2 separate regions of the Homo sapiens genome follow, and region 2 is linked to region 1. The links are chromatin contacts, found by Hi-C in ENCODE. All regions are on one chromosome and are shown on one strand. Each heading gives the region's core, a stretch centred on a gene start or an enhancer-like site at or near the end of the contact. The rest is flanking DNA. Distances are from core to core; before and after follow the strand shown. Region 1 holds the start of CLDN3 (claudin 3). Region 2 overlaps ELN (elastin).

Region 1 (3,569 bases), core at 574-3,073:
TAAAGTATTAAAGGGGGGCAGGCATTGTGGGGTAAGAAACTGCAATTTTATTTTATTTTATTTTATTTATTTTATTTTGAGACAAAGAGTCTCGCTTTGTCACCCAGGTTGGAGTGCAGGGGTGTGATCTCAGCTCACTGCAACCTCCACCTCCTGGGTTCAAGCAATTCTCTTGCCTCAGCCTCCCGAGTAGCTGGTATTACAGGCGTGTACCACCACGCCTGGCTAATTTTTGCATTTTTAGTAGAGACGGGATTTCGCCACGTTGGCCAGGCTGGTCTGGAACTCCTTACCTCAAGTGATCCACCCGCCTCAGCCTCCCAAAGTGCTGGGATTACAGGCGTGAGCCACCGTACCCAGCCAGAAGCTGCAGTTTTAAATAGGGTGGTCAGGGAAAGACTCACTGAGAGCAAAAAGCTGAAGGCAGTTAGGAGTAAGCTATGTGGATGTCTGCAGGCATGTTCCATGTACAGGGGACAGTAAGTGCAGGGACTCTGAGGCAGGGGCATGTGGTATGCAAGGGCTGCTCTGAGGGGAAGAGAGGGGATGGGGTTAGGAACAGCCCAGGCTGAACCTCCAAGGCCAAATCTGAAGGGCTCTGAGCTTGGTGAAGAAGGGGGAACGATCGTCCAGGTGTGACAGCCAGGGCTTTGAGTGTAGCATTTCTGACTTCCCAACCTTTTTTTTTTTTTTTTTTTTTTTTTTTAAACAGGGTCTGCTCTGATGCCCAGGCTGGAGTGCAGTGGTGCGATCATAGCTCACTGCAGCCTCGAACTCCTGGGCTCAAGTAATTTCCTGCCTGAGCCTCCGGAGTAGTTGGGACTATAGGCACACGCCACCACACCTGGCTAGTTTTTTAATTTTTTGTAGAGACGGGGTCTCACTATTTTGCCCAGGCTGGTGTCGAACTCCTGGTCTCAAGCAATCCTCCCTTCTCAGCCTCCCAAAGTGCGAGGATTACAGGAGTCAGCCACCACGGTGCTCGGTCCTGCCCGATTTCCCACTTTTGCGGAGATCGAACCTCTTTCACCACCATTTCATTAAGGTGGGCCTCAGCCCTGACTCAGGCTCAAAGGGAGGGAGGACAGGGCTCGGAGAGGGGAGGGGACTCAATGGGAGGAGGGGGACTTCTGGGAGGGGAGAGCAGCTTAGCTAAAGGCATGCAGGCTCACGGCCAGCGATGGGAACTGGAGGGAGAGCTGGAGAGGAATTTGAGCTTAGTTAGGCTTAAGGGCATCTTTTGGGTACCTTTGCGCAGGCAGTCCCTGGCTTCTGGGCCCAGCAATTCCTGGGCTGGACAACCCCACCGCCCGGACTCAGGCTGAGCCTGTGCGACGTGTGTACGGGAGGGGCAGAGCAGCAGGTGCGCGGCTCCTGCAAACAGCCGCGGCCACGCCCACCCTGGTCCTCCCCGCCCCGCCGTTCCGGGGTAATTGGCAGCGCCCCCATCCCCACGCGGCACGTGCCAAAAGCGCCCAAAGTGGTGAGGAGAGAGAAGCCGTGTCAAATTCTTTGGGATTTGCACCCCAAGCCCCTGACGCATCCCGTCCTCGGTTTTGCCCCGGAGAATTCATTCCCGAGCAGAGAGGGACAAGGACCGAGGGGCGGGGGCTGGGTCAGGTCCCGCCCTTCCTTGGCAACCCCCCTACCCCGGCGTTGTGGGCCGCGCAGGGCCAAGTCCTTCCTCCCAGGACGCTCGGTGAAGGTGGGAGGCAGGGGCCACGTCACTGTCCTTAGGCCCTGGAGAGCGCGGCTCCGCCCCTACCGCCCCCACCGGAGCGCTGGGCACTTAGCTAAGACGCACCGGCCCCAGCCCAGGGCCAGCCCAGTCGCCGCCGCCCGCCCACAAAGCCACAGGCAGGTGCAGGCGCAGCCGCGGCGAGAGCGTATGGAGCCGAGCCGTTAGCGCGCGCCGTCGGTGAGTCAGTCCGTCCGTCCGTCCGTCCGTCGGGGCGCCGCAGCTCCCGCCAGGCCCAGCGGCCCCGGCCCCTCGTCTCCCCGCACCCGGAGCCACCCGGTGGAGCGGGCCTTGCCGCGGCAGCCATGTCCATGGGCCTGGAGATCACGGGCACCGCGCTGGCCGTGCTGGGCTGGCTGGGCACCATCGTGTGCTGCGCGTTGCCCATGTGGCGCGTGTCGGCCTTCATCGGCAGCAACATCATCACGTCGCAGAACATCTGGGAGGGCCTGTGGATGAACTGCGTGGTGCAGAGCACCGGCCAGATGCAGTGCAAGGTGTACGACTCGCTGCTGGCACTGCCACAGGACCTTCAGGCGGCCCGCGCCCTCATCGTGGTGGCCATCCTGCTGGCCGCCTTCGGGCTGCTAGTGGCGCTGGTGGGCGCCCAGTGCACCAACTGCGTGCAGGACGACACGGCCAAGGCCAAGATCACCATCGTGGCAGGCGTGCTGTTCCTTCTCGCCGCCCTGCTCACCCTCGTGCCGGTGTCCTGGTCGGCCAACACCATTATCCGGGACTTCTACAACCCCGTGGTGCCCGAGGCGCAGAAGCGCGAGATGGGCGCGGGCCTGTACGTGGGCTGGGCGGCCGCGGCGCTGCAGCTGCTGGGGGGCGCGCTGCTCTGCTGCTCGTGTCCCCCACGCGAGAAGAAGTACACGGCCACCAAGGTCGTCTACTCCGCGCCGCGCTCCACCGGCCCGGGAGCCAGCCTGGGCACAGGCTACGACCGCAAGGACTACGTCTAAGGGACAGACGCAGGGAGACCCCACCACCACCACCACCACCAACACCACCACCACCACCGCGAGCTGGAGCGCGCACCAGGCCATCCAGCGTGCAGCCTTGCCTCGGAGGCCAGCCCACCCCCAGAAGCCAGGAAGCCCCCGCGCTGGACTGGGGCAGCTTCCCCAGCAGCCACGGCTTTGCGGGCCGGGCAGTCGACTTCGGGGCCCAGGGACCAACCTGCATGGACTGTGAAACCTCACCCTTCTGGAGCACGGGGCCTGGGTGACCGCCAATACTTGACCACCCCGTCGAGCCCCATCGGGCCGCTGCCCCCATGCTCGCGCTGGGCAGGGACCGGCAGCCCTGGAAGGGGCACTTGATATTTTTCAATAAAAGCCTTTCGTTTTGCACTCGCTGGAGCCTCCTTGTTCCCAGCGCCTCCACCTCCCTGCAGAGCTCCCCCTCGGGGCGGCCTTGGCTGGATCTCGCTCTCCCGGATGGAGCTTAGAGGGAAGATGGGGTTGTAAGCTGAGCTTGGTGATGGCGGGGTGGTCACTTGCCCACTCCCTGGGGATTCGGAAGACAGCCTGTGAGGCCAAAGCCAGCGCCCAATCTAGGAAGCAGGCATGAGCACTTTCCGCACGCCATGGCTGGGGATGGGAGGGGAAGGTGGCAGAGATGTGCCCCTGGGTCTGTGCTGGGAGCCCGGACCCCGCACAATACCCGACACATTCGGAATCTCCCGTGCGCCTTGTGAAAGAGCGCATTCCGTACTGCCATTTCCTATTGGAAAAACGAAAACAAAAAGACCTATTGTTTGGATAAAACACGCCACCAAAAGTAAAACCGGGCCAAATCTTCTCACCTGGGGGAGAGATGAGAA
Region 2 (3,569 bases), core at 661-3,160, 270 kb before region 1:
GATCATAGGTGTGTGTGACCATGTCCGGCTAATTTTTTAATCATGTTTTTGTAGAGATAAGGTCTTGCTATGTTGCCCAGGCTGGTCTTTAACTCCTGGGCTCAAGCGATCCTCCCAGCTCACCCTCCCAAAATACTGGGATTACAGGTGTGAGCCAGTGTGCCCAGCCACACTCTGAGGTTTTTCAGCACCAGGCTGCCCAGGGCTGGAACATAAAAAGTGTCACCCAGAGGGCCCTGAGCCAGTCCAGGATCCCACCCCATTTCACACCCGGGGCCAGAAGGTGGTTGGAGAGTCCCTGCCATCAGCCCTCTGTCCAGACAGCTGCATACCTGGAGCCTTGGGCTTAACTCCTGCTCCAGTGGGAACTCCAGGGAGCACCCCCACACCGGGGAACCGAGCTCCTGCCGGGGGACAAAGCAGTGAGTGTAGGAAGGCAGGCCTTGCAGGCCCTGCTGGGAACCCCTCCCCTCCTCGGGTCCCCCAGCTGACCTCCCTTGGGACTGACTGTCAGTGACAGGCACGGCTCACGGGGTGGGTGGAGAAAGGACCTGTTTAGTGCTGACTTTCCTTCCCTGTCTGGCTCAAGGTCAGAAGATCTGAGTTTTAATCCTATTTCCCAGCCATGTGAGCTGGTGCCTCAGTCAGCCTCATCTCTATGCTGGAGTTAATCACAAAAGCCGTCTCGACCACCCTCCGCAGAAAAGGTAAAGAGAGGGACAGCTGCTGCGCGGTGCCACTCGCCCGTAGACCAGGGAGGCCCATGCTCTCTGGGGCTCTCGCTCACAACCCAGACCCCCAAAGCAGCCATCCAGCTACAGCTGGGACCATGCCAGCGTCTTCCACCTCTCCTGTCTCCCCTGGGGCTGGGCAGCCTTGGCTTTCAGCGTAGTGGGGGAGAGAGGGAGGAAGGGCCACTCCATCAGCAAATCCCACATAACAGCCTAAATCTGGGCTTTTGGGGGAATTCAGGAGGTCACATGTTGGGTGGGGTGGTCAGGCCCTGGCAGGGGAAAGGAGGGTGAGGGGCAGCTCTTTAGGGTCTCCTGCAGGGCAGACTCATTGGGTGGCCCCTTGGTGACTCACAGCTTTTGGGAAATAGCTGGTCACACTGGGATCTGTCCTCGGGGGCCCGCCTCGGGCTGTGATGATGGTCTGTGCCTGGGATCAGGGCTTGGGTGGGGTGCAGGAAGGCTGGTTGACCTTCAGGGGATGGACGGACTGCCAGGGACCTTATGTCTGTTAGCCTGAGCTTTGGAGTTTGGGGAAATGGCTCAGGTCAGGACCCAGGGCTTCTGGTGGCCTCTGCTTTTCGGGGAGGCGAGGGGGGTACTAGGGAGGCTGAGGGGGCTGCTTTTCTTTTCCTTTTTCTTTTTCTTTGTTTTGAGACAGGGTCTTGCTCTGTCACCCAGGCTGCTGTGCAGTGGCACCATCGTAGCTCACTGCAGCCTGGACCTTCTGGGCTCAAGCAATCCTCCCACCTCAGCCTCCCGAGTAGCTGGGACTACAGGTGCACACCACCATGCCTGGCTAAATTTTTTTGTAGAGACGAGGGCCTTACTATGATGCCCAGGCTGGTCTCAAACTCCTGGCCTCAAGCCATCCTCCTGCCTCAGTCTCCCAAAGCAATGGGATTATAGGCATGAGCCACTGCGTCCTGGCTGCTTTCTTCCTATAGAGTCCCTGTTTCCCTCCTTGCTCTCACCTGGGAGCACGCCACCTGGGTATACACCTGGCAGCCCCACACCTGTGGCCAAAAGAAAGCAAAGTTACTAGCAGCAGCTCAGCCTCCAGGGACCCCTCCCCAGCCCTTCCCACCCAGGCAGCTCCAAGGCCCTCAAACCCACAGCCTCTGTGCCCGACAGGGGCAGCCAGGGACAGACGTGGGGTGGCCACAACCCTCCTCCCACGAGTTTCGGAAGTCATCTGCAAACTCTTCGGTGTGTGGATTTATCTCCGTCTCCTGGAGCCTGTTTACATGGCTGGGCCAGCCCACCTCTGGCTAACAGCTTCCAGATGTCCCTCCCTGCTGCGTAGACTCAGGCAGTCTTTTGTTTAACCTGAAGTCACTTCCTAAAGGGCTTGGTGGGGCAGAACGAGTACCAGATGGGGAGTCAGAGGACACGGGGCTCCCCCAGCTCTGCCGGGACTCGCTGCAGGCCCTTCCACACTGACTCGCCTCTTTGAGCCTCAGTTTCCCCATCTGTCGCCCGACAGCCTGCCACAGAGCCCGTCTCTTTCTACCCCAAGATCCCGGGAGAAGGGCCCGGGAAGTGGGCCAGGCCCCTCCTCCCCATTTCACAGACGCAGGCACCAGCCTGGCTAGTTTCTCTGCCCGACTGAAGCCAGGCCCTGCCCTTCCTCCCCAAGTGCAGTGGCATGGAGAGGGCTCTGTTCCTCCCTGCCCTCTGCCCCTCCCTGCCCTCTGTCCTCCAGCCCCAGGGATTCCGCACTGACCCGGCACTTTCCCAGGCTTCACTCCGGCTCCAGGCTGAGGAACCACCGCACCTGGCACAGAAGGGGCTGCATCAGAGTTGGCTCCACCCAGGCCTGCAACTTTGACCCAGGGAGTTCGGGGATAGCCATCGTACCTGCAGACACTCCTAAGCCACCAACTCCTGGGACACCACCAAGCCCAGCGCCTGCAGAGCCAGGACAGGTGAGGCATTGCGTAAGGAACAGTGGGGAGGCAGAAGGGCCCGGGGCTGCATGCTGAGGGCCCAGCATTGAGGTCTGGCCCCGTTACTAACTCACCTTCAGACTGGGCACAGCTAGCTGCCTCCCTGAGCCCCAGTAGATTGCAACTGACAATCCCACCCACCCGGCTCCCAAGCCTGAGTTGAGGGAAGGTTCTTTGCAAAGCGGAGGGCCCCACGGAAGCCAGAGGGCTTGTGGCATGTCCCAAAGAGCACCACTCACCAGCCTTAGCAGCTTTATAGGCTGCAGCAGCGTCAGCCACTCCACCAGGCACCAGAGCCCCCGGAAAGGTAACTGCGGGGAAGGCGCCGAGCCCTGCGGAGGGGAGGATGGGGTGAGGTCCTGAGCTACCACACCTATGAAGACTCCTACGCTCTGGCCCTGCCTGGCTGTGCCCCACTCAGGAAGCACATTGGAGGCTCTTCCGCTCTCTGCCAGACATCAATGCCTGCAGGACATCCATGTGAGCACTGCTCACCGGTAATGGATTTTTTTTTTTTTGACACAAGGTCTCACTCTGTCACCCAGGCTGGAGTGCAGTGGTGCGATCTTGGCTCACTGCAGCCTCAACCACCCAGGCTCAAGCAATCCTCCCGCCTCAGCCTTCCAAGTAGGTGGAACTACAGGTGCATGCCACTGTGCCCGGCAAATTTTTTTTTTTTTGTATTTTTTGTAGTGACAAGATTTTACCATGTTGCCCAGGCTGGTCTCGAACTCCTGGGCTCAAGCCATCTGCCCGTCTCAGCCTCCCAAAGTGCTAGGATTACAGGCGTGAGCCACCGCGCCTAAGTACCAGAACTAGATTGTGTGCCGAGGTTAATGTGTTAGACAGCTCTGACAAAACTGCATGGCTCTTTTTTTTTTTTTCCCTT

The links. Hi-C counts contacts between places; a loop is a spot of excess contacts on that map.
Region 2: a loop to region 1 is called in a map of CD14-positive monocyte, with 2.5 times the contacts of the local background. The contact joins the enhancer-like site here to the promoter of CLDN3 in region 1. A Hi-C loop is called at or near these places in 1 of 168 maps with a recorded cell type or tissue (CD14-positive monocyte) and 1 of 37 single-sample maps with no recorded cell type.

Annotation. Positions count from the first base shown.
Region 1 is chr7:73,768,524-73,772,092 of GRCh38, reverse strand. It overlaps CLDN3 (claudin 3), which reads left to right and starts at 1,823. Exons shown (of 1, transcript NM_001306.4): 1 at 1,823-3,096. The coding sequence starts at 2,044. The coding sequence ends at 2,706.
Region 2 is chr7:74,042,057-74,045,625 of GRCh38, reverse strand. ELN (elastin) reads right to left here. Exons shown (of 33, transcript NM_000501.4): 6 at 2,920-3,012; 7 at 2,592-2,642; 8 at 2,458-2,508; 9 at 1,706-1,747; 10 at 333-404. Among named protein-coding and RNA genes, the nearest start is that of ELN, 16 kb to the right of the region's middle. Within about 2 kb of position 1,910, at least 9 of the 41 ENCODE cell types and tissues checked have a DNase peak (open chromatin) inside an H3K27ac peak, as active enhancers do.